Linked DNA regions of Homo sapiens: regions 1, 2, 3, 5 and 6 are each linked to region 4. The links are chromatin contacts, found by Hi-C or POLR2A ChIA-PET in ENCODE. All regions are on one chromosome and are shown on one strand. Each heading gives the region's core, a stretch centred on a gene start or an enhancer-like site at or near the end of the contact. The rest is flanking DNA. Distances are from core to core; before and after follow the strand shown.

Region 1 (4,627 bases), core at 1,771-4,270, 830 kb after region 4:
CTCTGCAGCACTGCACATCAGGCAGGCCCTGGGCACAGAGCTGTGAAGGAGGGAGCGGGACATCAGGCTGTCAGGGCCTCGGCTTTTCATGCTGCTCTTCTCTTTCCACACTAGTTTCCAAGAAAGGCTCTGTAGACTCTTTTTTTTTCAGTCGGAGTCTGGCTCTGCTGCCTAGGCTAGAGTGCAGTGACGTGATCTCAGCTCATTGCGGCCTCCGCCTCCCGGGTTCATGCAATTCTCTGCCTCAGCTTCCCGAGTAGCTGGGATTACAGGCGCCCGCCACCGTGCCCGGCTAATTTTTGTATTTTTAGTAGCGACGGGGTTTCACCATGTTGGCCAGGTTGGTCTTGAACTACTGACCTCGTGATCCACCTGCCTTGGCCTCCCAGAGTGGTTTTTTTTTCTGAGATGGAGTCTTGCTGTGTCACCCAGGCTGGAGTGCAGTGGCTCAATCTCGCCTCACTGCAACCGCCACCTCCCAGGTTCAAGCGATTCTCCTGCCTCAGCCTCCTGAGTAGCTGGGATTACAGGCGCCTGCCACCACGCCTGGCTAATTTGTATAGGCTAGTCACTGCTTCTCTTTCCCTATTCCTGCTTCAGATGGCACATGACTGTCGCCACCATTTAAAAATCATATCAACATTGATTGGACTCCATTCTATACTCAGCTTGGTGCCCAAGGTTGCTGTGACCAAGTGCTACCAAAGAGAAAATTCGAAGTGGCCTGGGATGACCCCAGGAGGCTTCTCTGGGAGAAGTGGGCTTACCAAGCTCTGGATAGAAGCAAGTAGTTGGGACAGGCAGGGAGATGGCTTGCATAAGGGCTCAGAGGCAGGACTATGTTGAAACCATCTGGCTTGGGCAGAGAATCTGAGATGAGACCTCCTCCCCAGAAGCTCAGGATGTATTTATTAGAAGGACGGATAGGATGGTAAAACATGGAAGAGTGAGCTGATTAATTTGGGTGTCGAGTTGAGGAAATGGTCTGAGCAGCCCAGAGATATGCTGAAAATGTACATTAGAAAAATCTATCTGTCTGTACAGGATGGGTAAGGAAGGGTGTGGCGGTGATGAGAAAGCTAGGCCGAAGCCCACTACCCAACAGAGAAAGAACTTAGGGAGGCAGCCGTAGAAACAGACACAGGGAAATAAAAATCACCAGATTTTAGGACCGGGCGCAGTGGCTCACGCCTGTAATCCCAGCACTTTGGGAGGCTGAGGCAGGCAGATCACCTGAGGTCAGGAGATCGAGACCATCCTGGGCAACATGACGAAACCCCATCTCTACTAAAACTATAAAAAGGAGCCAGGCATGGTGGTGGGCGCCTGTAATCACAGCTCCTCGGGAGGCTGAGGCAGGAGAATCACTTGAACTTGGGAGGTGGAAGTTGCAGTGAGCTGGGATCACGCCACTGCACTCCAACCTGGGCAACAGCAAGACTCCGTCAAAAAGAAAAAAAAAAAAACTCACTGGATTTTAGAGCCTAATTGCATGTGAAGGTCCAAATGAGGAAAGGATCACAGATGGTGCTGATGTCTCAACCTGAGGAGATTTGATTCACTTCCCTGCCCCTTCCTGTCCATTCACTCACTGAACACTGAGCGCTTACCATGCAGCAGGCCCCGTGAAAGAGCCAGAGAGAAATAAGATGGGTGAGAGAGAGCACCTGCCCACAAGAAGCCCATTGCTTAGTGCGAGATAAGGTGAAATCAACAGATGGCTATAAAAGGGGAGAATAATGCTAGCCCTAGGCCCAGGGGCTGCAGAGCGTGGAAGAGGGCTCTAATATGTTCTGACAAGCATTGCCATCTACGTTACCACCCCTTCCCCACACCGGCTCCCTCTGCCAAGGCTTTAAAGAGAGGCAAATGACTCTAGAAAATCCCCACAGGGCTGGGGCAGAACTTCCAGGCCCTGTGAGGAGAGCCCTGTAGATGAGGAGGAGCTCCAAGAAGCTTGTCTCCCTCTCATGAGCATGAGGTGTGGGGATGGACCCCAGCAGTACCAGGATGCCACGTATTCCATCAGGTCTCTTTTTAACTTCTTACCTATCTCTCCTCCCACTACTCTGCAGGTAGTGCTGAAATCCTGGATGTTGGAGCTGGAAACGGTAATTCAGTACACACTCCCTTATTTTGCAGAGGAAGAAACTCCCCGGGCAGTGTTCCTCGTTCTTCATACCTCTCCACCTGTTCTGCCAACAAAATTGTGCAGGGTCATTAGAAAGCTAAGTGACAAATACATAATAACGTGTCAATGAAGTCACAGAATGGTGTTACAAGCTGGTAATGACTTAATGTGTTTTTCCTATTAGGGTCGTTTATAGTTCATTACCAAAAGTTTTTTGTTTTGTTTTTGAGATGGGGGTCTTGCTCTTTCACTCAAGCTGGAATGCAGTGACATGATCACAGCTCACTGCAGCCTTGACCTCCTGGGCTCAAGTGATCCTCCCACCTTAGCCTCCTGAGTAGCTAGGACCACAGACACGTGCCACCATGCCTGGCTAATTTTTTTTTTTTTTTTTTTTTTGTAGAGACGGGGGTCTCATCATGTTGCCCAAGCTGCTCTCAAGCTCCTGGGCTCAAGCAATTCTCCTGTCTTGGCCTCCCAAAGTGCTACAATTACAGGCATGAGCTACCACACCTGGCCTCAATAACTTTTTTAAAAAATTTATTTTTATGTATTTAGGGGTGAAATTGCAGGTTTCTTCCATGCATATATTGGGTAGTTTTACTAAAAGTTATTAAAAGCCTTTAACAAAAAACAGATGAAGGAATGTATCTCCCCAGGTGGAGTGTATTAGGTAAGAGAAGGTCTACAATAGTCCAGATCAAAGAGCACTGTTTTTTCAGTAGTCTCACCAAAGAAGTATCTGTTTTTAATACGCGCACAGGCATTTATAGTTTAGGAGCATCTGCCTATCCCTTGCCTACAAAAGACTGCAGCCTACAAAAGACTACACTGACGCCTTTGGAAATGCAGAGATGGCATTCCTAAGGTATGAGGTCAGCAGGACTTGTTTTCTGAGGATGCCGTAAAGAAACTGCAAAACCTCTAGTTGCTCTCAGTGCTTGTTATACATTAATTATAATGCACTAGCATGCTAAAAGACACTCTCACTGGCACCATGACAGTTTACAAATGCCATGGCAAACCCAGAAGTTACTTTATATGGTTTAAAAGGGGAGGAACCAGGCTGGGTGTGGTGGCTCATGCCTGTAATCCCAGCACCTTGGGAGGCCGAGGTGGGCAGATTACTTGAGTCTAGGAGTTCGAGACCAGCCTGGACAATATGGCAAAACCTTGTCTCTACTAAAAATATAAAAATTAATTAGGCATATGCCTGTAGTCCCAGCTACACAGGCGGCTGAGTTGGGAGGATCACTTGAGCCCAGGAGGCAGAGGTTGCAGTGAGCTGAGATCGTGCCACTGCACTCCATCCTGGGTGACAGAGCAAGACCTTGGCACTCTCTCTCCCTTTCTGAGATCTCTCACACACACACAGGAATTACATTGATGTTAATAGGGGAAAAAAAACCTCTTATCCATTAAGAAAAAAAAAAAATTGCGGGGCACAGTGGCTCATACCTGTAATCCCAGCACTTTGGGAGGCCGAGGCAGGCGGATCACCTGAGGTCGGGAGTTTGAGGCCAGCCTGACCAACATGGAGAAACCTCGTCTCTACTAAAAATACAAAATTAGCCGGGCATGGTGGCACATGCCTGTAATCCCAGCTAGTGGGGAGGCTGAGGCAGGAGAATTGCTTGAACCCGGGAGGTGGAGGTTGCGGTGAGCTGGGATAGCGCCATTGCACTCCAGCCTGGGCAACGAGAGTGAAACTCTGTCTCAAAAACAAACAAACAAACAAACAAAAAAACAGGAGGCCAGGCACGGTGGCTCACACCTGTAATCCCAGCACTTTGGGAGGCCGAGGCAGGCAGATCACGAGGTCAGGAGATCGAGACCATCCTGGCCAACATGGTGAAACCCTGTCTCTACTAAAAATACAAAAAAAAAAATTAGCCGGGCATGGTGGCAGGCGCCTGTAGTCCCAGCTATTCGGGAGGCTGAGGAAGGAGAATGGCGTGAACCTGGGAGGCGGAGCTTGCAGTGAGCCGAGATTGCTGCCACTGCACTCCAGCCTGGGCGACAGAGCGAGACTCCATCTCAAAAAATAATAATAATAATAATTAATTCTTAGACCAGCCACAGAACCTAGAAATGAAGAAGGAAGCAATTTTTCCTCCTGTACAAAAGAAAGGTCTAAAGATTGGACAGGAAGAAGTATATTTATTTGTAAATAACGTGACTACAAACTTAGAAAATATAAAATAAACCACAATGAGAATTAATAAATATATTCAGCAAAGTCATAGGCTACAAGGTCAGTACACAAACATCAATAATATTACCATATATCAACAAAAAAAATTTTTTTTGAGACATAGTTTTGCTCTTGTCATCCAGGCTAGAGTGCAATGGCACGATCTTAGCTCACTGCAACCTCCGCCTCCCGAGTTCAAGCGATTCTCCTGCCTCAGCCTCCCAAGTAGCTGGGATTACAGGTGCCCACCACCACGCCCGGCTAATTTTTGTATTTTCAGTAGAGAAGGGGTTTCACCATGT
Region 2 (4,494 bases), core at 1,430-3,929, 910 kb after region 4:
TATTATCCTTTCCATTTTACAGATGAAGAGATGGATGCTCAGTCAGGTTGACAGACTTGCCCGAACGGACCAGGTTGGTCAGTTTGCAGGAAGCAGAATTCAGACTTAGCTCTGTTTGCCTCAAAAACCTGCCATCGTTTCATTTTTATTTTATTTTATTTATTTTTTGAGACAGAGTTTCGCTGTTGTTGCCCAGGCTAGAATGCAATGGTGCGATCTCAGCTCACTGCAACCTCTGCCTCACGGTTGGTTTCAAGTGATTCTCCTGCTTCAGGCTCCCGAGTAGCTGGGGTTACAGGCGTGCACCACCATGCCCATCTAATTTTTTGTATTTTTAGTAGAGATGGGGTTTCCCCACGTTGGCCAGGCTGGTCTCGAACTCCTGACCTCAGGTGATCTGCTCGCCTCAGCCTCCCAAAGTGCTGGGATTACAGGCTTGAATCATCGCACCTGGCCGTTTCATTTTTACCACACTGCCACAGGCCACTTCATTTTTTGGCATTCCCCTAAAGGGTAAAGTTCAGAAATGCTCTTCAAGGTCTTGGGGCACCGCTATTTCAAACATTCAATTTAGAAGACAGTATACTTCAAATGGAGCGAGATAAAAATTAGATTAGAGGCATATCCTATTATGAGAGTTGGGAACCCAAACTGGCTAACCAGGCTCCAGGCAGTGATAAGGCAGTGGAGGTATTGATGTCCAGTTGGAAACATTATCAGTGCAGGTAATTTAAATATCTTTCATAGTTTTCTTTCTACTGCAGTTACCATTATATCTTCATTTTATTTATTTATTTATTTATTTTTGAGACGGAGTTTCACTCTTGTTGCCCAGGCTGGAGTGCAATGGTGCGATCTTAGCTCACTGCAAGCTCTGCCTCCCGGGTTCACACCATTCTCCTGCCTCAGCTTCCCGAGTAGCTGGGACTACAGGCGTGCGCCACCACACCCAGCTAATTCTGTATTTTTAGTAGAGACGGGGTTTCTCCATGTTGGTCAGGCTGGTCTTGAACTCCTGACCTCAGGTGTTCCACCTGCCTCGGCCTCCCAAAGTGCTGGGATTACAGGCATGAGCCACAGCGCCCGGCCTATAACTTCATTTTAATAAAAAAGAAATTCAGGCCAGGAGTGATGGCTCACGCCTGTAATCCTAGCACTTTGGGAGGCCGAGGTGAGCAGATCACCTGAGGTCAGGAGTTCAAAACCAGCCTGGCCAACATGGTGAAACCCCGTCTCTACTAAAAATACAAAAATTTAGCTGGGCTTGGTGGCGGGTGTCTGTAATCCCAGCTACTCAAGAGGCTGAGGCAGGAGAATTGCTTGAACCTGGGAGATGGAGGTTGCAATGAGCTGAGATTGCGCCAATGCACTCCAGCCTGGGCAAGAAGAGCAAAACTCCGTCTAAAAAAAAAAGGGAAAGAAAAGTTCAGTCTTTCAGAGGGAATACACTTACCTGAATAGAGGTCAAAATCTCAGAAGAGGCCTCCCTCCTCTCTCTGACCTCTGAAATGCCCTGGATCTGCAAGTGGGAGATAACAGGCCCTGACAAAGGGTTGCCCAAACAGCAGTGTGTCCCTAGGAAGACAGGTTAAGCATCAATTACTATGAGGCTAGCACGAGTTAAGCATTCCACATGCACGATCTCATTTAATCCTTACAAGTCTATGTAGGTGGGGCTACTAGTATGTTCACTCAACAAATTGGGAAACAGAGTTTGGAACTTCGCCCAAAGTCATTGGTTTCTCTTTCTACCAGGATAGATTTAAGTGCTTACTAAGTGTCAGGTACTGTTCCAGGCATCGTACATGTACTAACTCATTATCCTCATTAGAACCCTCTGATACAGGTGCCATAATTATGCCGCTTTACAAACAAGAAAACTAAAAGCAGAAAGGGAGGAGTAAACCCAGGAGAGGAATTCAGGAGAAGCTCTGGTCTCAACCTTTAGCCAACATCACAATCACCCGAAGGGCTTGTAACACACTGATTGCTGGGCTCAGCCCTAGAGTTTCTGAATCCTAAGGCTGAGCAACACCTAATTTCCACTTATGCAAGTTCCCAGTGAATGCTGTTGCTGCTCGTCTGGAAGCCAGACGTTGAGAACCCCTTCTAGAGTGAGCTCTCCCGCAGCAAATTCTACTGGCCCCCAAAGTATGTGTTTTGTGTGTCTTAAAAATTTGTTGAGAACCATTAGCAAAAAAACAAACAAAAAAACTTAATTCCTAGAATTTCAGAGAAATCCCATGGAGCTTTTTGCCAGTCACGTCAAAAGAGGCCACAAACGTGCCACTTAACCAGAGCTTCGGAAAGGCGGCGGCTGGGCCGGCCACGTGCACCGAGACTCGGGGCCAGGTGCAGCCGCCCCAGGGCCGAGGCCTCGGAACTGGCCCCCGGTCCCGGCCCCAAGCGGTCCAGCGATTCCCCCAAGCCGTCCGCCCCTCCAGATTTATTTACGTTTTCCTGACTTCCCCCTGCCCGCTGTGGGACAAACAGCCTCCCCACTTGCATCTGCGAGGGGAGTAGCGCGCACTTCCGCCAAGTTCCGCCCCCACCCAGCCCGAGGCCCGGCTGCCGCCATCTTGCGGGGGGCGCACCTCACAGGTCGGGAGCTGGGCGGGAAGGGGCGTGGTCCCGGGACCCGCCCCGCCGGGGCTTTTGGGAGCGCGGGCAGCGAGCGCACTCGGCGGACGCAAGGGCGGCGGGGAGCACACGGAGCACTGCAGGCGCCGGGTGAGGCGTGCGGCGGCCGGGGTCGGGACGGGGGTTCTGGGCGGGGGGTTCCTGGTGGAGGGCCCGGGCGGGCGGCGGGGTTCGGCGGCAGGTGCGGCGGGCAGCCTAGGGGGCGCGGCGCGGGGTTCTCGCCCGGCACCCCCGGGGCAGGTGGAGCTGAGCCGGCCCGCGGCCCCGCGACCTTCCCCTCGGCGCCGGGTCCCCTCAGGTCTCTCCCGAAGGAAACGCGGAGCCTGGGTGCCTGGGCGCCGTCCCTCGGCGGCTCCCGAGCGGTTGCAGTTTTTGAAAGAGTTTCTCAAAGGCTTGACGGTTGTGACTGCAGCCGCGGGGCAACGGTTGCTACACAAAGTGAAACTTGCCGAGTGCTCGGCTTCTCACGGGCTTCCTGGCAGCCCCGGGAAGTTCCTCGGCGGACCCCGAGCCCGCGCCCCCTCTCCACGGATCCCTCCCCAGCGAGTGCCCCCCCGCCCGCCCTGTGCCCCCTCTCCCCTGACCCCTCCCTGTCGGGTGCCCCGCGGGCTCGCGCTGGCTGTCCCGGGACTCCTTCCTCCTAGGTGTTCCTCCTGCCCCTCGCCCTCTCTCTCCCAGGCGCGCGCTCCCTCTCCCCGGGCCTTTCCCCGCCGGGTATCCCTGGGCCCGCGCCCCCTCTTCTCCGCCTCTCTCCGCTGGGTGCACCTCGAGTGTCCCCCAGACCCCTCCCCGCCCGGCCGGCGCTCTCTCCCCTGACCCTCCTGGCCGAGTGTTCCCCGGGGCCCGCGCCCCCTCCCCCCGATCCTCCCCACTGAGTGTTCCCCCTGCCCTCTCTCTCCCGGGCCTGCGCCCCCCACCAGCCCCTTCATGCTGGGGGTCCCCTGGGTGCGCACCCCCTCTCCTCGGACCCACCCCCAACTGGGGGGCACCTCCAGTGCCCGCCGGCTGCCCCTTGGGCGCGCGCCCCCGCTCTCGGGCGCCTCCTCGCCGGGGGCCCGGCCCGGCCCCGCCCCGCCCGTGCCCCCTCCCCATGCCCGCAGTGCTGGGCGGGGCGCTGACTCACCCGGGCCCGGGCTGGCCGGTTCTTAAGCGGCAGCGCGCTGCGGGCGCCGAGTGTCGGGCGCGGCAGGAGGACGAGGCAGGGCGGGCGGGCGCTCTAAGGGTTCTGCTCTGACTCCAGGTTGGGACAGCGTCTTCGCTGCTGCTGGATAGTCGTGTTTTCGGGGATCGAGGATACTCACCAGAAACCGAAAATGCCGAAACCAGTAAGTTGCCCAGTTTCTGGGCCGGGCGGACGGGAGAGGCTTCATTGGAGAGGGGAGGCACCTGCTCGAGGTGTTGGGGCAGTTCCTGGGGAACAGGGTTCTTCTCACACGCAGAAGACGATAGGAATAGGAGGAGGTTTTCGCCGCTCTTTGTTACTTGTTGACCCTTTTGTGGAGCGTTAGGAAAACACCATTTTGATGCTTTTCTCTGCAGTCTTTTTCTTTGTGAGCCCCCTCCCCAGTAGTTACGGTCTTTTCTAAAAACTAGAGGCCTTTTTACACTGCTTCCGTCTGTTTTTAAAGGGTATAGTAATACAACTTAGAAGTTTCTTAAAAAGTCCAAATCACAGGGAGACTCAGATGGCTTCCGACCACACACACCAGTTCTCAGAGCTCCTAAGGGTCCGAAACCACAGGCGCCCCAGATCCAACTGGGGAGATATTAAAGGGCGTTTGGGAGAGGAGACTGGCTTTCGGAAGTTGCCTTTCAGCTTCGCTTCCTACTAGGCCCATGAAGCGGTGCCCTGTA
Region 3 (5,073 bases), core at 1,263-3,762, 820 kb after region 4:
CTGGGGGTGGTGGCCCACACCTGTAATCCCAGCACTTTGGGAGGTCAAGGCAGGTGGACCACCTGAGGTCAGGATTTTGAGACCAGCCAGGAGACGGAGGCAGTGAGCCAAAATCATGCCACTGCACTCCAGCCTGGATGACAGAGCAAGACTCCATCTCAAAAAAAAAAAAAAAAAAAAAAAAAGCAATGCACACAATTAAAGGTTGTTGGGTAACTTCGCAGCCCTGAAAGACACTAGGAAGTCTTCCAACATATCTGAATTTCAAAGAAGGCTTGAGATAGAGAAAGACCTTCTTCCTGGGTCCCCCAGCTACCATATACTCTCCAGCCAGCGGTGCTCTCCCAAGTACCTTTGCATAGTGAACAAAGTGCACAGCCATGATCAGCATTATTTCTTCTATTTAACAGTGTGGAATCTACGAGAGGACTTATTGCTCACTGAGCACAGGGAGTGGGGCCTATGAAGTGGGTTCAGTGAACCCAACAGGTATTACTCACTGCTCTGCAATATTTATGGTGCTGGAGATACCCAGCATCCTGGGGTGTAGACTGAGGAGGAAGGGCTAGGCTAGAGGGCAACCTTTCAAAGAATGGAAGCTGTTAAGGCCTCTGGCTGTAGTGGGTGGACAGTGGGCAGAGTGAGAAAGGAGTAACAGTGATGTTAACTAGCATCTAGTAAGTACTTTCCCCATAAGAAGCTCCATGTAAATCACTTTATAAGTATTGTCTCTTTGCATCTTCCCCCACATGAGGTATGTACTATATTATCCCCATTTCACAGGGAAGGAATCTAAGGTTGAAGCAAGTTATATGACCTGCCCAGGCCTCAGTGGTAATAAATGGTAGAGTTGGGGTTTGAACTTAAGTCCCAGGAGTCTGGGAACAACTAAACATAAGGAAAGGGCAAAGGAGACAGAAAAATGAGAAGCTCCCAAAGTGGGTGACTTTAGAGGAGGGAGGTGGCAAAGCAGCCAAGGGGCTGAGCTCTGGGCAGAAGAGGAAGGAGACTAAGCCTCGGGAGGGGCCCCAGGATGGCAACAGATGGGGAGACATTTCCCAGGAGCTGTGAAGGCTGAAAGCAAACTGTGGGCTGGTGGGGAATTAATGGGAGATGAGGAAATGTAGACACGGACAACATGGATGCCTTTACCAAGAAGCCAGGCTGTGGAATAAAGATCAACAGTAACAAACCCCTTCAACGTGTAATTTCATTGTTAGGCCAAACTGGAAGAGAGCCAAAAGCCACCAGGAGCCCAGTCCAAATGTCACCTGCCCACCACACACAGCGGGCTTCCTGTGGTATGAACTATTCACCCCAAATCAGCCTCTTCCCCAGAGCAAACGCCTACCCTGTTGGTATATTTGTAGTCCCTTTCCTGCCTGCCAAGGTGCTGGAAGTAATTGTGCAGGTATGAGCTGGCCAGCCATAGGGCAGCAACCCTCTATGCAGACACAGAATGTCCTGAGCACACCAGGAACTGCAGACACCAGCACCCCACATGACTTCTAGAACTTCCAAGTGCCCACTGATGACATCCTCTGTAAATGCCCCAAGAGAGCAATGCTTTTTTGCCTTGGAAACATCTTTTATACAATCCAGTCTCTCCCAGATCCCTGACCTGAGGCATCGAGGAGAGTTGGTTTGTTTTTAGAAGGCAGCCATTCTTGACAAAATGCACACAAAGATTGGCAGCTATCTGCCTTCCAGGGGCCCCATGAGAGACTAACTCCTCTCCTTCCAACTCCTCTACTTTCAAAGCAAGATGTAGTTTGGGGACAAAATCAGGGAAAGGAGAAACAGGATTTCTTCTCTCCCCGCCACCCGCCATCAGGCTACCAGAGTTTTTAAGGGTAGAGATAGGCTCAGATTTTCCCTGAGGGGTTACGTATACAAAAAATATTCCATAATCATCCAATGGGATCATTACAAATTACTGGATAAAAGCCTTTCTTTCTTCAATCCTCATAGCCCTCTTCTCTTCAAAGAAGTCCACAGAGCTGGAAAAATATAGGAGACAAAAGATTTAAAGACGAATCTAGGGCGAAAACAAAGTGGAAACTTCCCAGCCATGTTCTTGAATGCTAAGCTGAGCCCTGATTCATCAAACACTTTGAATGTGATTCCTAAAATCAATCTTTTCTTTTTCATTTAAAAAAAACAATGCCTACAGGCTCACATTTTGTAGAACAGTGGTGAAAGAGAATTGAAAATATTATTCAAACATATTTTACAACTAACTGAAAAGAACAAACATTTAGAGAAGTGAAAGTCACTGAAATAGGCCTCCCCTGTGCTTTTCTTCAAAGATTTTCTGATGTCAGCTTAGAAGTGAGTTAGAGAAAGGATTAAATACAAAGGAGGGGAGGGGTTCTCTCATCAGCCACCCATGAGAATTGGGAGTTTCTGGCTCAGGCCAGAGAGGCGACTGCCCCTGCCGGGGGACCTCCACCTCTCGGCCACCTTTTTCCACCTGCATAGCCCCTTCCCCCATCAAACTGCACTTAGGAAGGTCAATAATGGTGCTGGTGGTCACATATTCCCTGACGTTCCTGGGTTCAGTTGCTGCTATGTCTTTTTAGATGCTAATTTTATGCTTCACTCAAAGGTTTTCCAAAGAAAGAGGCTTTTAAGTAATGAAAGAATGAATGGGGTTTAAAGCCCTGGCAAGCTGATACCGATCAGTCTCTGGAAAGGTACAAAGCACGCTGTAGAACGGGTTTGGCTTGGAACTGAAACCACGCATCGGAGAAAATATTTGCAACAGAGGGGGTGTCACTGCCACAGGAAACTTAGCAAGGGGCCCATTTCCCAGTATAGTTTAGTTATCTCAAAAGATTTCTTCCCTGTCCAGGTATTATTACCACAGGAGACTGGGAAGAATCACCAGATGAAAATGCTTACATTTAATACTAAAGCTTCCTTGCAAAGCAATAAAAGTTTTATATGATTTAATTTATTAGTTTCATTGTAGAACGATTTTTAACCAGTCTTGTCCGAGACTCAGAATTTTGGTTGACTTTTGTACTTAAATTTACCACGGAATTTTCTTTCCACTTGTAAGATTTAAGTGTTTAACAAGTACTTGCTGGTAAAGGCGCTAACAAAAGCGTTGCTGAGTAACACCAGAACTGTTCACACACTAAAAGGCTGAGACGGGGGAAGAGCAGACGAGGGGGATCTTCTCTGGGGAAAAGATAGAGGCTAGGATGTGCCACCCCTCGGAAGAGCAGATGGACAGCACGACTGCTGCCGTCCCAGCCACCACGGTCCCAGCACCAGACACCGGCTTCGAGTGGTTTCTTATCTTCACTTCTTCCTCTTAAAAAAAAAAGAAAAAAAAATCAAATAATACACAAAGGCATAAAAAATAACACAATCAGCACCTTTTACTCCCCCACTACCCAGCTTAAGAAATAAAACATGATAGGCCGGGCGCGGTGGCTCACGCCTGGAATCCCAGCACTTTGGGATGCCAAGGCGGGCGGATCAGGAGGTCAGGAGATCGAGACCATCCTGGCTAACACGGTGAAACCCCGTCTCTACTAAAAATACAAAAACACATTAGCCCGGTGTGGTGGCGGGTGCCTGTAGTCCCAGCTACTCGGGAGGCTCACTCTGTCACCCAGGCTGGAGTGCAGTGGCGCAATCTCGGCTCACTGAAACCTCTGCTGCCCGGGTTCAAGCAATTCTCCTGTCTCTGCCTCCTGAGTAGCTGGATTATAGGCGCCTGCCGCCATGCCTGGCTAATTTTTGTATTTTTAGTAGAGATGGGGTTTCACCATCTTAGCCAGGCTGGTCTTGAACTCCTGACCTTGTGATCCACCTGTCTCGGCCTCCCAAAGTGCTGGGATTACAGGCATGAGCCACCGCGCCTGGACTTTTTTTTTTTTTTTTTTTTTTTTTGAGATGGAGTCTCGCTTTGTTGCCCAGGCTGGAGTACAGTGGCTCCATCTCGGCTCACTGCAAGCTCCGCCTCCTGGGTTCATGCCCTTCTCCTGCCTCAGCCTCCTGAGTAGCTGGGACTACAGGCACCCACCACCACACCTGGCTAATTTTTGTATTTTTTTAGTGGAGACAGGTTTCACTGTGTTAGCCAGGATGGTCTCGATCTCCTGACCTTGTGATCCGCCCGTTTTGGCCTCCCAAAGGGCTGGGATTACAGGGGTGAGCCACCACACCTGGCCTGGTCTCGATCTCTTGACCTCACAATCTGCCCACCTCGGCCTCCCAAAGTGCTGGGAGTACAGGTGTGAGCCACCATGCCTGGCCTATACTGCACATTTTTAAGCTTTATATGCCCAAAGGTGTGTGGAATCATAAGCAAGTATTTTTTGTGGGGGCGTCTGTCTATATAAACAATTTGAGTTGCCCAAACCAGCATATTAGTACCATTCTGGCAGCCCAATCTTGTGCTATGCCACCTGCCAACAGGAACACCAGCCAACTGCACCAGCCAACAGGAGCAATCTGCTCAGAGTTCTTCCTGGAACCAAGACTTGGACACAAAGGTGCAGCCCAGAGCTGCTAGGGGCATCTGGTCAACCTCAGGAGCTGTGCAAAGGGTGGAGAGGAAAGCTAGTCATCTGGGTCTCTGTCCAAGCTCTGCCCTAGCTCCTGAGATGTGGGACCCATGACAGGGGCCCCATTTGCACCAGTCTAGGACCAGTACAAGTATACCACATGTGTACTTCTGAAGTTCACATTTACCATTCAACATTGTGTGAATTATCCATGTTGACAACCACAGCTCTAGCTCATTCACTTTCATTGCTATTTAGCATTCCATTATATAGACAACAATTTATTTATTCATTCTCCTGATAATGGACATTTTGTTTCCAATTTCCTACTATAAAAGAATTCACGTGGTGTCATTCATCTGGGGTAATACCCGAGGCTTCGTTGTCCCACGCCAAGGAAATCAAGGATGCAGACACACAAGGAGTGAAGTTAACAGTGGTGGTTTAATAGGCGAAAGAAAGAGAAATGCTCTCTCGGGCAGATAGAGGGGGTCCTGAGCGGGTCTTCAGGTCCACAGTGAAGCGCAGGAGGTTTTATAGATAAGCTTGA
Region 4 (4,581 bases), core at 296-2,795:
ACAAACAATACACAAAAATATTTTCAGCAAACATGACTCAACGTTGAATTGGAAAAGCTAGACATAAAAGAGCCATGTAAAAATAAGCAGTGCCTGGGACACACTATTATTATTACTTTTATCCTTTAGGAGTTAGCAATTCTGGTAGCTTGTCCAAATTCTGCCAATGAAAAAGTACTAAAAATACTGAACTTTTAAACCATGTGTCTGCTTAAGATACCTTAACATATAAAAGCACTGTAAGAAACACACCTACCCAAACCCTTAAAATGTAACCTCAACCTTATCACAAGCCAGCTTTGCGGACTGCAATCTTTCCCCGACTTGGCTAATCAGATGCTACTTGAATGAATTAAAATGTATCCATCTTGAAAAGATTTTTCGCTCATAGTTTTAAATTACGGTTTTAAATGTCCACAACATGTTTATCTATCGTAGAAAACTTAATGGTCAAAATTTTAAAATCCAAAAAACGAGAACTTGCGATGGATCTATGACGTCCACTTATCTTCCGAAGCAATGGAATTAACTAAAACTAGATAAAATAGGCACAAATACAACTTCCAATTGTAACATACTCATAGAAGTATTTCCCTACCAGACTAAATAATAGTTTTTTTGTTTTGTTTTGTTTTTTTTACATAATCACAGTTATGCTAGTCCTTGATAATGTTAAGCTAATCCTTTGGGATCAAACAACCAAGTGACTTTCTTATCAAAACAAGAACTCGGGCTTTTCCATTACGTGTACACAGACTTATGAAAAACGGTGAAAAAAAAATCTAGTAACTGTCTCACAGGGATCCAAGGTAAGACTTGGATTTCACAAAAATCTGCAATAATTCAGTTTCTTTCCTCAGAATGCTTATACTCATTTAAAAATGGAAGTCTACAAGAGAACGTAGTAACATCCTACTGCGTGACATGAAATGTAGGGAACGAATGTTTCTTTTTTTCCTTGCTGAACTCGTTAGTGCCGCCAGGTCCTCAGGAGAGGCCCAAGGGAGGTGAAGGGGGCGACCCCGAGGCGAGGAAAAAACGAGCGCCGCCGCTCAGCCCGGGGAGGGCATCCTCCGGCCTCCGTGAGTGGCCGGTCTCTCCGGCCGCCAGAGCACCCCTCTCAACCCGGGCCTTGGGGACGGAGGACAGAGATAAAATGGCCTCGAAGCGGCGGAAGTGTTCCCCGCAGGCGGGAAGGTAGAGCGGCTCACGAGAGACCGGTGCCGCACCAGGCCCGTGTGGCCTTTCGGGCCCTGCCCGCCCCTTACCCGCCGGGGGCGGCTGCGCATCAGCCCTCAGGCCCCGGAGGTCCCCCGCGTCCGCTCCCGCCAGCCGGCCCGCGCCTACCTCTCCAGGCAGAAGCCGCGCCGGCGCCACCGGTCGCATAGGCCGAGGCCGCGCTGCTTGCCCTGCCGCCCGGGCCCCCCGGGCCACCGCGCAGCCGGACAGCTCTGCCGCCGGCCCCGCCGCGCTCCTAGTCCCGCCGCAACCCCTGCGCTCCCCTTTATTTGTGGGTCTCGCTGCCACAAAATGGCGCTGAGGGAGGAAACCAGGCCCCGCCGCCCGGCCCCGCCCCGCCGCACGGCTCCGCTCCGCCCTGCCCCGCCCCACAGCCGGTCCGAACGCGCCGCAGGCCAGCGCCACTGCCTCCCGCCTCCCGCCTCCCGCCTCCCGCCAGCCTCCCCGCTCCGCCATGTTCGCCTTCTGGCCCACTCACAGGAGAGTCGCCTTTCAGGCGTGGCCGCAGTCACTCGCCCGCCGCCGAACCCCGCCAGGAGAGGAAAGGTGAAGGGAGGGAGGCCGTCGGCCTAGCCCGATCGGGGCCTCGAGGCACAATGGAGCAGCTGCTCCCCGGTAACACTCCCCGTCCTTTCCCAGGAGCCTGGCGCGAGCTCCGCGGGCCCCGGAGCTCAGCAAGCTCAGTAAGGGAAGCGGCCGAGGGGAGGGGCGGGCCAGCGAGGTCGGAGGTCAGCCCCAGGGCATCACGGGAAGGGAAGGTGGAAGTACTCGCCGGGGCCACCTGCGGCTGCGGGGCTGCCTCGTGCGGAGGGATCTGGGCGAAGGCGGCGCGTGATTGGCCGCTCTGTGTTCGTGACGCTCATCCGTGATGCTTCCGCGTGTCGGAGGACCAGGTGCCACCTCAAGAGAGAGGCCGTGGGCGGCGAGCCGCGGGCGTTTACTCTTAGCAGAAGCTCACCTGTAAGTTTTGAGAACTTAGAAACCGATGCCTTCCCTCTCATCAGTCGTGAGGCGCAGTCTCCTGGCCGCTGGGTTCGTTCCTCCTTGACATCTCTGGAGACGCATCGAGGAGCTATTGTTCTCTGGCGTCGGAGGTTGCGCTGTGTCCGCGGCGTTGAGGGCCCCTTGCTAACTGGAACACGGGGAAGGCGGCCCTGTGAGGTTTAGTGAACTCAATCAAAGAGGTCCTGCAAGTGGAGTAGACTCCCTGAAGTAAGACTGCCATCTGGACCGCCGAGTAATGGCGGTGTTACCTGGAGAACGTGAAACAGTCTCTAAACACTTACTAGAAGAGCACGTAATTCTTTTGATTGGTCTGTCCTTAGCCGGCTTTATCAAACCTGTTCATCCCCAAAGGAGTGTCTTGTAGTAAGGTGATTTATTAGGATAAGATTAAAGTACATTCCAGATGGTCGTAGTATATTTCCAGTGAATCAGATCGGTCTGGAGAAAATCTTTGCAACTCGTATCACAAGAGCTCTCAAAAATTGAAAACAAAAAGTGCAAAAGCCAAAGGAGAAAATGGGGAAGGACATGAACAGATGATTCTCAGAAAAAATACCGTAATGGTCTTTAAACATAGAAAGTCGCTCCACCTCACTTACAATGGAAATACACGTTGAAATTACCTTTCCTGGTGGGAGTGGAAAAATGGTTCAAGTTCCACGGAGTACAAAATTACTTGTGTTTATTCTTATACCTTGCAGTTATACTTCTAACCCTAACCTTATTCTGAAGGTGCAGCTCCACACATGGAAACAATAGGTATACAAGGTTATTGCAGTGCTATTTGTCATAGCAAAAGTTAGGGATAACCCAAATATCCGTTAATAGGGAACTGATTGGGAATGGTGCATCCATACAGTAGAACACAATGCAACCATTAAAAAGATTCAGGAAATAATCGTGTGTTGCTTTGGAATGAGTCTCAGGTTGTATTAAGTATTCACTTAAATATTTAAGTGTAGTAAGTATTCACTGTATTCAAAAGCAAAAATAAGCATATATGCTTTTATGTATTTACTTAAATACATAAAAATATATATTTATATTTAATATGAATATTTATGTGTATATGCTTATTTTCGGGGAGGAATTGGAAGGATATCCTGGAAACTTAACATTTTTAGTTGCCTATAAAGAGTGGGGGGTGGAGACAAGATTTCTCTGTCTTTGAACTTTTAGTTTTACATAGCCAAAAAAGTAAATAAAAAAGGAAACAAAGTAAATCCTAAGGTTGAAAGCAAATTGAAACAAATGAACTTAACTGTTAACTAATATAACTAAGATACACAGAAAAAATAATTATTCTTTGGGTTTTTTTTTTTTTTTTTGAGACAGTCTCACTGTGTTGCCCAGGCTGGAGTGCAGTGGTGCAATCTCAGCTCACTGCAACCTCTGTCTCCTGGGTTCAAGCGATTCTCTCAGCTCAGCCTCCTGAATAGCTGGGATTACAGGCATGCGCCACCATCCCCTGCTGATTTTTGTATTTTTAATAGAGATGGGATTTCACCATGTTGGCCAGGCTGGTCTGGAACTCCTGACCTCAGGTGATCCGCCTGCAGGTTGGCCTCCCAAAGTGCTGGGATTACAGGAATGAACCACCACCACTGGCCCCTCTGAGCTTTTGAACACAGTACTCTAGTAGTGTATCTGTGTTGTGATAGTGTAGTCTTTCCTTATATGCAGGAGATTGGATTTAGGACCTTCTGCGAGCATATACAGAAATCTGCATACTAAAGTCCCGGAGCTGAGCATAGGGAAAGTTGGTTCTTTGTGTAGGTGTGTTTTGCATCCCACTGTACTTCTGTTTTGTTTTCTTCCTTCCTTCCCTTTCCTTTCTTTTTCTTTTCTTTTTTTCTTTCTCTCCCTCTCTTCTTCCCTCCCTTCTTCCCTCCCTCCCTCTCTTCCCCCCTCCCTTCCTTCCCTTCTCTTGCTTTTCTTTTTTTTTTTCTTTTTTGAGAACAGGGTCTGACTCTGTCGTCCAGGCTGGAGTGCAGTGGTACGATCATGGCTCACTACAGCCTTGACTTCCTGGGCTCAAGCAATCCTCCCATCTCAGCCTCCCGAGTAGCTGGGACCACAGGCATGTGCCAGCACATCTAGCTAATTTTTTTCTATTTTCAGTAGAGAGCTGTGTTGCCTAGGCTGGTCTTGAACTCCTGGGCTCAAGTGATCCTCCCACCTAGCCTCCCAAAATGCTGGGATTATAGGTGTGAGCCACCGTCCCTCGCCCCACTGTATTTTTCATCTGTGTTGGGGTGAAAAAAATCCACATATAGGTGGACCCTGGCAGTCCAAACCAGTGTTGTTCAAGGGTCAACTGTGTATTCTAAGGATGAA
Region 5 (4,528 bases), core at 1,039-3,538, 860 kb after region 4:
TGCCCAGCTAATTTTTTTTTTTTTTTTTTTTTTTTAGTAGAGATGGAGAATCACCATATTGGCCAGGCTGGTCTCGAACTCCTGACCTCGTGATCCACCTGCCTCGGCCTCCCAAAGTGCTGGGATTACAGGCGTGAGCTGCTGCGGCCAGCCAATTTTCAAAAATTGATTCAATCCTTTTGGGAAACTGCCAGCAGTGTCTACTAAAACTAAATATACACCTATCATCCTATGACACAAAAATTCCTTTTATAGGTATATATCCTACTAAAATCAATTATTCATCATACTACATGAATGTTCAGAGCAGCTTTATGCATAATAGCCAAAAACTGAAAACAACCCACATACACATCAATGGTAAAAAGGATAAGTTAACTTAAGTATATTCATGCAATAGAATACTATTCAGTAATAAACAAACTTCAAACTACTGATACGTGTGATAACATGGAGGAATCTTACAGACACTACGGTGGGTGAAAAAAAACAGAAATGCAAAGGTGTCCAATCTTTTGGCTTCCCTGGGCCACACTGGAAGAATTGCCTTGGGCCACACATAAAATACACTAAAATTAACAATAGCTGATGGGCTAAAAAAAAAAAAAAAAAATCACATGGCGGGGCGCGGTGGCTGATGCCTGTAATCCCAGCACTTTGGGAGGCCGAGGTGGTCAGATCACCTGAGGTCGGGAGTTTGAGACCGGCCTGCCCAATATGGTGAAACCCCATCTCTACTAAAAATACAAAAATTAGCCAGGTGTGGTGGCACCAGCCTGTAATCTCAGCTACTCGGGAGGTTGAGGCATGAGAATCGCTTGAACCTGGGAAGCGGTGGTTACAGTAAGCCGAGATCACACCACTGCACTCCAGCCTGGGCAACAGAGACTCTGTCTCAAAAAAATAAATAAATAAATAAAGTCACAAAAAATCTCGCAATGTTTTAAGAAAGTTTACAAATTTGTGTTGGGCCACATTCAAAACCGTGGCCTGTGCGGGTTGGACAAGTTTGGAATAAAGCATAATGCTTGATTGCAATTACATGAAGTTTAAGAGTAGACACAACTCATACTTGGTAATTTAAGTCCAAATGAATAGTGGTTACCTCTGGGGAAGTACTACTGACCGGAAGGAGCAGTTGGAAACCTGGGGTGATGGAAATGTTCTAGATCTTGACCTAGGGGCTAATGACATGTGTATACATATGTAAAACTTCACCCAGCTGTCCTCTTAATTTCTGTGCGATTTATTGTGTGTAAATTATATCAGTTAGGAAAAAATAAGAAAAATGAAGGAATGATGGAGAAAAAAAGAAATGAAGAGAAACGTAACGAAGGAAGAAAGAAGGGAGGAAGGGAGGGAGGGAGAGAGGAAGGGGGGATTAAACCCAAGCACGGAGGGGGAGAGATGCTCCTCAAAAATATGCTATCAGTCATGTAGTGTTATTTATTTATTTATTGAGATGGAGTCTCGCTCTGTTGCCCAGGCTGGAGTGAGTGGCACGATCTCGGCTTACTGCAACCTCCACCTCCCAGGTTCAAGAGATCCTCCTGCCTCAGCCTCCCGAGTAGCTGCCATTACAAGCACACGCCATGGTGACCGGCTATTATCTGCATCTTAAAGATGGGGAAAGTTTGAGGTTTCCTGATGTGTTCAGCGTCACAGACTGGGTGAGTGACTCAAGCTGAGGCTAAAACCCAGGTGTGTAGGGCACCAAAGCCTTTGTGATTCCACCTCCTACAGCTCAGGTCACTTCCTCGGAGAAAGGTGACTCCTAGAAATGCCTCCCACCTGGAACTGATCTCCTCCTGGGAAGAACGTCTGTCTTATCGCCGTCGACCTTAGGCATGGACACCCTTCTGTCCCCCACCCACAACTGTGAGCCTGCTCAGGAGGCACAGCCGCGTTCATTCATTTTAGGCCTCCTCAAGGGCTCAGCGCCTGCTAAGCAGATGCGCGTTCCTGTAGGACAAGGGGTGGCCACTGGAGACGCGGGTGCGACGCAGGCGATCACGCCCTCGGACGACGCTGCGGACTGCGCTTCCTTCCGAAGAGGGAACCGTTGAGAAGAGTGAAGCGATGAGTTATGCCTCACTGGAAACCAACCGCGTCCGTGTGACTCACTTAGAAACTCACTGTTACATATTTGGAGCCTGAGCTGACGACCTTCCGGGTACACGTCAGGCAGAAGCAGGTGCGCGGTGGGAGTGTCCGCCCCGCCCCGCCGGTCGCGCCGGCCCCGCCCCCCTCACCTGCGCGCGCAACCCCACCCCAGCGCGAGGCTCTGCACCGGCCGCGCCCGCCATCCAGCTTTTATATGGCGCTATTTTGGTCGCGCGCCCTGATTGGCCGGGAGCGGGCGACGACACGCTCGCGCGCCTCAGGGAGGGGCCAAGATCTGGGGGAGGGGAGCTTCTGGCAGCCGCGCGGATCCGGGGGCGGCGGGGCGGGACTGCTGCGGTCTCTGGGGGTGCTTTGGGGCTTCTGTGCCTAGTCTGCAATCTGTTAGTGGGGTTATATTTTAATAAAAGAGCTTGTGTGTCCGAAGGGGATTTGCCAAGAACCAAACTCACCCTTCTGGGAGGGAGTTGCCAGATGGCGGGAACAGGCGGCGTAAACCTTACCAGACGTGAGCCCAGGCTGCTCAAGTGTCATTCGCGTCTTGAAGCTCTTGCCCGCCTCCCTTTGCAAGCGCGTCTAATGCCAACTCTACCTTGCCCTTTGCTAAACCAGCCCTCTAATGTGTTATCGTGCCTCACGTCAGACAATGGCTGGGCCTGTCTCTCTTTCCCCTTGGTTCTGTCCTCTGCCCTTCTCTTAAGCCAGAAGAACAAAACACTCCTTAGAATCGCTGGAGGATCTCATTTCCACCACATTCCCGTGTCCGGAGCCGAAGAGCCACGTCTGACCCTCACTGGTCTGGCTGTCCACCAATCAGGCAGCATTGCTTCTCTGAGTCTCAAGGTTATTAAATTTCTTCTGGTGGCAGACTGGTTTTGTACTTTGGTGAAAGTGACCAAATAGGTACGAAGTGTGATTCATCAAAAATTCTTACACTTAAAAAGATAAGCCAAAAGGATCATTCGAAGCCACCACTCCATATTAGATGGGAACTTAGCTTGAAAGGGGTTCTCTTAAGGATTTCTATTTACTTCTTTGAATTACAAATATCATCTCTGGTTGGAAAGCCTATAAACGCCTCTGAGATTTCCTGAGTTCACAACTTTGAAGATCATTTGCAGCTGGATGCAGAAAAAACAAACCTAGTAATTGTTGAATGTGGACATCAATAAGAATTAAGTACTTTTGGCCCAAAGGCAGTGGTTCACACCTGTAATCCTAGCACTTTGGGAGGTCGAGGCAGGAGGATAACCTGAGGTCAGGAGTTCCAGACCACCCTGGCCAACATGGTGAAACCCCATCTCTACTAAAAATACAAAAATTGGGTGGGCGTGTTGGCGCATGCCTGTAATCCCAGCTACTCAGGGCTGAGGCACCGAATTGCTTGAACCCAGGAGGCAGAGGCTGCAGTGAGCAGAGATCATGTCACTGCACTCCAGCCTGGGCGGCAGAGCAAGACTTGTCTCCAAAAAGAACTTTCAATGTGCCAGGCATTTTAAATGCTTAACAGGCATTTCATTTAATCCTCACAAAATCCCCATGACTTAGATACTATTATTATACCCATTTTACAGAAAGGGTCTAGAAAGCTTGCATAACATTGTGTCTGGACTTGGTTCCTGCCAGTGGGTTCGTGGTCTCAGTGACTTCAAGAATGAAGCCACAGACCTTCGCGGTGAGTGTTACAGCTCTTAAAGATGGCCGGGACCCAAAGAGTGAGCAGTAGCAAGGTTTATTGTGAAGAGCGAAAAAGCTTCCACAGCATGGAGGAGGACCCAAGTGGGATGCCGCTGCTGGCTGGGGTGGCCAGCTTTTATTCCCTTATTGTCCCCACCCATGTTCCATTTCTATCCTATCAGAGTGCCCTCTTTTTCAATCCTTCCCGTGACTGGCTACTTTTAGAATCCTGCTGATTGGTGCGTTTTACAATCCTCTTGTAAGACAGGAAAGTTCCCCAAGTCCCCACTGGACCCAGGAAGTCCAGCTGGCCTCACCTCTCAACATGACTCATGCAACACATTAGTACCATGGCAGTGCCGGGATTCACACCCAAGGTTGTCTGACTCCTGTGTGCCCTTAACTACTAAGCTCTGCAGTTTCTTCTTTCCTAACCAGAAACTTAGTCTTAAGCGGGCCCAGAAGGAGTTGGGATCACTACCAGGTGTTACAAATCTTCAGGAAGACATTTGTCCTGCTGCTGGTTTAAGAAAAGGATTGCTACTGTGGGGCGTGGTTGCTCACACCTGTAATCCCCACTATTTGGGAGGCTGAGGTGGAAAGATCACTTTAGCCCAGGAGGTTCAGGCTGCAGTGAGCTGTGATCACACCGCAGCACTCCATCCTGGGTGACAGAGCGAGACCTTGTCTTAAGAAAAAAAAAAAGATTGCTATGTGAGAGGGAAAATAA
Region 6 (4,647 bases), core at 1,386-3,885, 630 kb after region 4:
TTCATGAGGTAGACGAGAATTAAAATCAAGTGAGATGATGAGGGGGAAAGTGCTCTGAACTCTAAACCTTCTAAAATACCAAATATTATTATTATTAAAGAAATTATTGGGAAACTAATGATAGAATCACAGAGGGAAAATGGCATTTTACTACCACTCAAGAGCAAAATCTCAATAGAAAAACCAAAACAGCCAGCCAGTAGACAGGGAATACATAGCATCTGGCATTTGTTATAAGGTATTGTAAATATTTTTTACTTTTATGTGTTTATTATACAGTTTCAGAAAGGAAAAGGAAAGAAAAGGACCCAAGAACTCTCTGCTTTGTTGGATCAAGTGCAGGTTCTTCTAGAACACCGGCGGGTACAGAGTCAGGGCTCAGCAATGTCCGCTCTTATCGCGAAAGAGCCTGCTGACCTTGGAAAGACGCTGCTAAGACAAAGAGGCTGCCTAGGAAGGGGCCAGCCAGGCTGCTGTGGAACAGCTGGGCAGGGCCCTCAAGGGGGAGTCATGTCCCCACCACTCCCCCAACCCCCATTTGCTCCACCAGCCACTGCTTTTTCTAACACTCCACAACTTTGCCATCTGACTTCAGACTGGCTGTGGTGAGGGCTAGGATAGGTTGAGAGAAATGCAGGTGACCTCAGTGGAAAGCAAATCAAGCAAGGCACATAAAAGATCAAAGGTCGTTCAACAGATCTGTGAAGGTTTCATCCATTCACTGTGGTTCTATTTCCCTGCCTCTGCCTCCACTGCCTGGTTTCCCTTCGGAACCACCCAAGTCCTTTTTCCATAGTGCCTGCACGTCCCACTTCCAGGCACTATGCTGGGGCTGTGGAAATGAAAGAGACCACGTGCGTTACAACAGACGAGACAGGCAGATGAGCCAGACAAGTAGGTGACACAGGTTTGCAGGGAGACACCCACTCTAGGCTGCAAGTGGTCCCTGGGTTGAAATGCGGAGAGGGCCTCTTGGCAAGCAGCAGAGAGGGGCCAGGGTTAGCACACAGAGCCTGGCGAGATCGATCAAAGGGACTGAGGAGTCCTGTGGGCTCTGATGCCTGGGAGTGATTGAGGCATACATATTTGAGAGAATTCCTCGGGCAGTGACAGGGAGGATGGAGGGGGACAGAGAGTTGAGGGAATTAAGGTCTGATGCAAGGAAAATAGCAGAAACTATTGAAGTAATGCAGGCAACATGCCACAGGAGTGTGGAACGTCAGTGGATGAGAAAAAAGAAGTAAATGAAAAATATCCAGAAGGCAACATTTGATCATGTGGAGAAGGGAAAGTCCCTGGAGCCAGACAGGCCTGACTCCAGCTCGCAGCCCTGCCACTTGCCAGCTGAGAGGTCTGCAGATTGCTTAACATCACGGAGCCTCAGTTACTTCATCTATAAAATGGCCCTAATTGTATAGGAGTGTTGTAAGGATTGAGAAAGAATGAGGGTAAAGAGATTAGCCTGGCACATGGCAGGCAGTCAGTGTTAGCCCTGTTGAAGAAAATGGTAATTCATGCCATAGGTTGAGGACCAAGTTTGATTTTTTTTTTTTTTTTTTTTTTTTTTTTAGACAGAGTCTTACTCTGTCACCCAGGCTGGAGTGCAGTGGTGCTATCATAGCTCATTGAAGCCTCAAACTCCTGAGGGAAGTCCTCTCTCCTCAGTCTGCCAAGCAGTTAGGACTAAAGGCCCAGCTAATTTAAACTTTTTTTTTTTTTTTGAGACAGGGTCTTACTTTGTTGCCCAGGCTGGTCTCAAACTCCTGGCCTCAGGTGATCCTCCCACTTCGGCCTCCCAAAGTGCTGGGATTACAGGTGTAAGCCACCACACCTGGCTTGAAAATGAAACCTGATTATCTTGCCAATCAAAACCTGATTATCTTGCCAGAAATGAGATGAGATGCTGTGGGTGCTTAGCAATGGATGACAGGCTTGTACCTATACCTCAGGGCAACTGCATCCACACAACGTGACTTTGGAGAGCTGTATGCGCCATGACTTTATGCAGGGGGCCTCCAATGCAGGTTAATCCAGGCTGTGTGGAATGGTGGACCCACAGCTGTGTTGCCTCGAAACCCCAGATGCCAGGAAATGATGGTTTCCAGGTCAGGCTTCTTATGGCTGAAATCCCTTTAACTGCACTTTTTTCTTTTGCAAAGTCACCAGTAATTCAAAGAGCCCCCAAATACTGAGCCACTCTCCATACCTTTATGCCAAATCCACAGTCAAATACTGGGAGTTCAGATCGGAGGAGCACACACTTGGGCAAACTGACCTAAGAGGCCTCGCCACCCACTCCCAGGGTGCACCTGTGACCACCCTTCCTTCTCCCACTTCCAGCAGGCTCCTGAAGTCTATTCAGGCTGGGAGCTGATGCTGAACTCAGCAGGGCCCCAGTTGACTAGATCATTTCCCATGTGAAGTTCTGGGGAGAGAAGATCAGGTCTCCATGGAGCAGGGCCCGGCGGCACTTTCGCTGTGCGAAGCCACCAGCAGGCCCCACTCCGCTGGAAATTCATCAGTGCATGGAAAGGCAAAGGGCACAGTTGTTTCCGTTCACCAGGTATTCGCCACGTCACTTGTTTCCTATTTCAGTGCATTAAAAAAATTTCCCCTCCGGTGAGAGTGCTGAGGCGCCTTTGTTGTGAAATATGGTTAACACGAGTGCTTTTTTTTAATGACATCACCAAATTAGGTCTCTGTGTGTGTCAGAAAAATTAACCCCGGCAAGTGTACAGTTCTCCTGGGATCACAAGGAAGTGCAAAATAGGGCTGGAGGGCGGGGGACTGGCCAGGGAGCATGAGGAGGAACAGCGATCAAAGGAGAGGGGAAAGAAAACAAAAATCGTGGGCAGACCAAGACTGACATGCGGACAGGTGCCTGGCAAGCAGAATACTCAGGAAAGAAACTTGACCTACTTCACTTGACTGGATGTGGATTATCTACACGTGCATGCTTTTTCAAGCTCAAATGAATAATTATCTGACAAATACAGATCTGTTCCTCTCAATTTGGTTCATAACATCTTATTTTAAATATTCAAATATTTCACCCACATCGCCAGAGCCTCTGTATAGGCCGCATGTTTTCATGTGCTCTAAATCTGCAGATGGTTGGGATGGCTGGGGCGAAAGGTCTGAGCTTTGACCCACATTGTGTTTAAAGAAATGTTTAGGGCCGGGGGCAGTGGCTCACGCCTGTAATCCCAGCACTTTGGGAGGCTGAGGTGGGCAGATCACGAGATCAGGAGATCGAGACCATCCTGGCTAACACGGTGAAACCCGTCTCTACTAAAAAAAAAAATACAAAAAGTTAGCCGGGAGTGGTGGCACATGCCTGTAGTCCCAGCTACTCATGAGGCTGAGGCAGGAGAATTGCCTGAACCCGGGAGGCGGAGGTTGCCGTAAGCCAAGATTGTGCCACTGCACTCCAGCCTGGGTGAGAGAGCGAGACTCCATCTCAAAAAAAAAAAAAGAAAGAAATGTTTAGAATGAATGGACATTTAATAGAATGTCGGCTTACTGGCGTTTTAAATCATTGGCAGTAACACTGGGCCCGCATTCCTATGTGGCCCTCATGGGCTGTCCCTTTGGACCCAGCACAACTTCTACCATTTTCTACGGTCCCACCACTCCCAAGCACTCACTTCAACCATTGACTTTCCCCTCAGGCGTTTGAGGGTGGTCTCTGGGCTAGGCAGTGAAGCAGGCTCTGATGGGTATAGCCGGAGAGACAACGTTTGCTCCATACCTGGGAGTTATATATCCCTCAAATATATGGAAATAGCCAGACATGTTTCCAAATAAATTCAAAGAGAAGCAGAAGCCATTTAAAAACAGAGCAGAGAGTTCTAGTTCCCATGCATTACGGTTTGAGACCCAATTTCTCTATTGTATTCTCTCCCTAAATAGCAAACTAACCACCAGCAAGACTTGAAACACCACCACTTCAGAGCCGCCCAGGCTTTCCTTTGGGCTGTATCATTTATAGACGCCCACCCCCGCTTGATGGAGAGAAAGCTCTGACTTATTCACAAGGCTGTGGGAGGTGTCTGCGGGGTGGAAAGGCCAGAGAGCAGAGTCCCACTCCAGAGCGGGAACCCATCATCAGGGCACGAAATCCAAGACTCATGCCACTTAATTGATTTTTGGAAAACACTGAGTATTGCTTTTTTTTTTTTGAGACAGGATCTCATACGCAGGCTGGATTGCTATGGTGCAATCCCCACTCACTGCAGCCTCAACCCCCTGGGCTCAAGCTATCCTCTCACCTCAGCCTCCTAAGTAGCTGAGACTACAGGCACATGCCACCCAGCTAATCTGTGTATTTTTTTGTAGAGACAAATACACAAATATTTCTTTAAACACAATGTGGGTCAAAGCTCTGACCTCTCGCCCCAGCCATCCCAACCATCTGCAGATTTAGAGCACATGAAAACATGCGGCCTTTACAGAGCCTCTGGCGATGTGGGCGAAATATTTGAACATGGGGATCTCCCCATGTTGCCCATGCTGGTCTCAAACTCCTGGCCTCAAGTGATCCACCTGCCTCGGCCTCCCAAAGTGCTGGGATTACAGGCGTGAGCCACTGCACGCAGCCGAGTATCAAAATGTTTTAATGTTTGCCTTTTAAATAACAGAAACGTA

The links. Hi-C counts contacts between places; a loop is a spot of excess contacts on that map. ChIA-PET counts read pairs that join two places held with the same protein, here RNA polymerase II (POLR2A). Pooled maps may share reads with other maps.
Region 1: POLR2A ChIA-PET joins it to region 4 with 21 read pairs in OCI-LY7. The contact joins the enhancer-like site here to the promoter of WTAP in region 4. POLR2A ChIA-PET finds 5 or more read pairs at or near these places in 2 of 52 experiments (OCI-LY7 and WTC11).
Region 2: a loop to region 4 is called in a map of naive thymus-derived CD4-positive, alpha-beta T cell, with 4 times the contacts of the local background. The contact joins the promoter of EZR here to the promoter of WTAP in region 4. A Hi-C loop is called at or near these places in 2 of 168 maps with a recorded cell type or tissue (OCI-LY7 and naive thymus-derived CD4-positive, alpha-beta T cell), 12 of 37 single-sample maps with no recorded cell type and 14 of 50 pooled maps. POLR2A ChIA-PET finds 5 or more read pairs at or near these places in 2 of 52 experiments (HCT116 and activated naive CD4-positive, alpha-beta T cell).
Region 3: a pooled map shows a loop between it and region 4 (4-fold over the local background). The contact joins the enhancer-like site here to the promoter of WTAP in region 4. A Hi-C loop is called at or near these places in 2 of 50 pooled maps. POLR2A ChIA-PET finds 5 or more read pairs at or near these places in 2 of 52 experiments (BJ and WTC11).
Region 5: a loop to region 4 is called in a pooled map, with 21 times the contacts of the local background. The contact joins the promoter of LINC02901 here to the promoter of WTAP in region 4. A Hi-C loop is called at or near these places in 2 of 37 single-sample maps with no recorded cell type and 9 of 50 pooled maps. POLR2A ChIA-PET finds 5 or more read pairs at or near these places in 2 of 52 experiments (OCI-LY7 and Panc1).
Region 6: a loop to region 4 is called in a pooled map, with 3 times the contacts of the local background. The contact joins the enhancer-like site here to the promoter of WTAP in region 4. A Hi-C loop is called at or near these places in 1 of 37 single-sample maps with no recorded cell type and 6 of 50 pooled maps. POLR2A ChIA-PET finds 5 or more read pairs at or near these places in 1 of 52 experiments (T-cell).

The regions. Positions count from the first base shown.
Region 1 is chr6:158,892,789-158,897,415 of GRCh38, reverse strand. LINC02901 (long intergenic non-protein coding RNA 2901) reads right to left here. Exons shown (of 3, transcript NR_160980.1): 2 at 2,050-2,195. Among named protein-coding and RNA genes, the nearest start is that of LINC02901, 25 kb to the right of the region's middle. RefSeq lists an enhancer at 2,763-3,463. Within about 2 kb of position 3,020, at least 3 of the 41 ENCODE cell types and tissues checked have a DNase peak (open chromatin) inside an H3K27ac peak, as active enhancers do.
Region 2 is chr6:158,817,553-158,822,046 of GRCh38, reverse strand. EZR (ezrin) reads left to right here and starts at 2,679. Exons shown (of 14, transcript NM_001111077.2): 1 at 2,679-2,730; 2 at 3,881-3,965. The coding sequence starts at 3,954. EZR-AS1 (EZR antisense RNA 1) reads right to left here and starts at 4,068. Exons shown (of 3, transcript NR_102425.1): 1 at 3,942-4,068; 2 at 1,454-1,575. RefSeq lists enhancers at 425-524, 4,046-4,095 and silencers at 2,396-2,445, 2,506-3,495, 3,636-3,835.
Region 3 is chr6:158,908,215-158,913,287 of GRCh38, reverse strand. LINC02901 (long intergenic non-protein coding RNA 2901) reads right to left here. Exons shown (of 3, transcript NR_160980.1): 3 at 2,935-3,321. Among named protein-coding and RNA genes, the nearest start is that of LINC02901, 41 kb to the right of the region's middle. RefSeq lists enhancers at 1,692-2,485, 2,486-3,279. Within about 2 kb of position 2,512, at least 10 of the 41 ENCODE cell types and tissues checked have a DNase peak (open chromatin) inside an H3K27ac peak, as active enhancers do.
Region 4 is chr6:159,724,470-159,729,050 of GRCh38, reverse strand. WTAP (WT1 associated protein) reads right to left here and starts at 1,545. Exons shown (of 8, transcript NM_001270531.2): 1 at 1,348-1,545. It also overlaps a transcript of SOD2 not described here. RefSeq lists a silencer at 1,127-1,676 and enhancers at 1,139-1,736, 1,687-1,816, 2,167-2,256, 1,737-2,334.
Region 5 is chr6:158,867,574-158,872,101 of GRCh38, reverse strand. LINC02901 (long intergenic non-protein coding RNA 2901) reads right to left here and starts at 2,288. Exons shown (of 3, transcript NR_160980.1): 1 at 2,125-2,288. RefSeq lists enhancers at 1,295-1,968, 1,899-2,068, 1,969-2,641, 2,642-3,314 and a silencer at 2,149-2,468.
Region 6 is chr6:159,096,824-159,101,470 of GRCh38, reverse strand. All of the region lies in intron 2 of LOC112267968, which reads left to right. Among named protein-coding and RNA genes, the nearest start is that of TAGAP, 54 kb to the right of the region's middle. Within about 2 kb of position 2,635, at least 7 of the 41 ENCODE cell types and tissues checked have a DNase peak (open chromatin) inside an H3K27ac peak, as active enhancers do.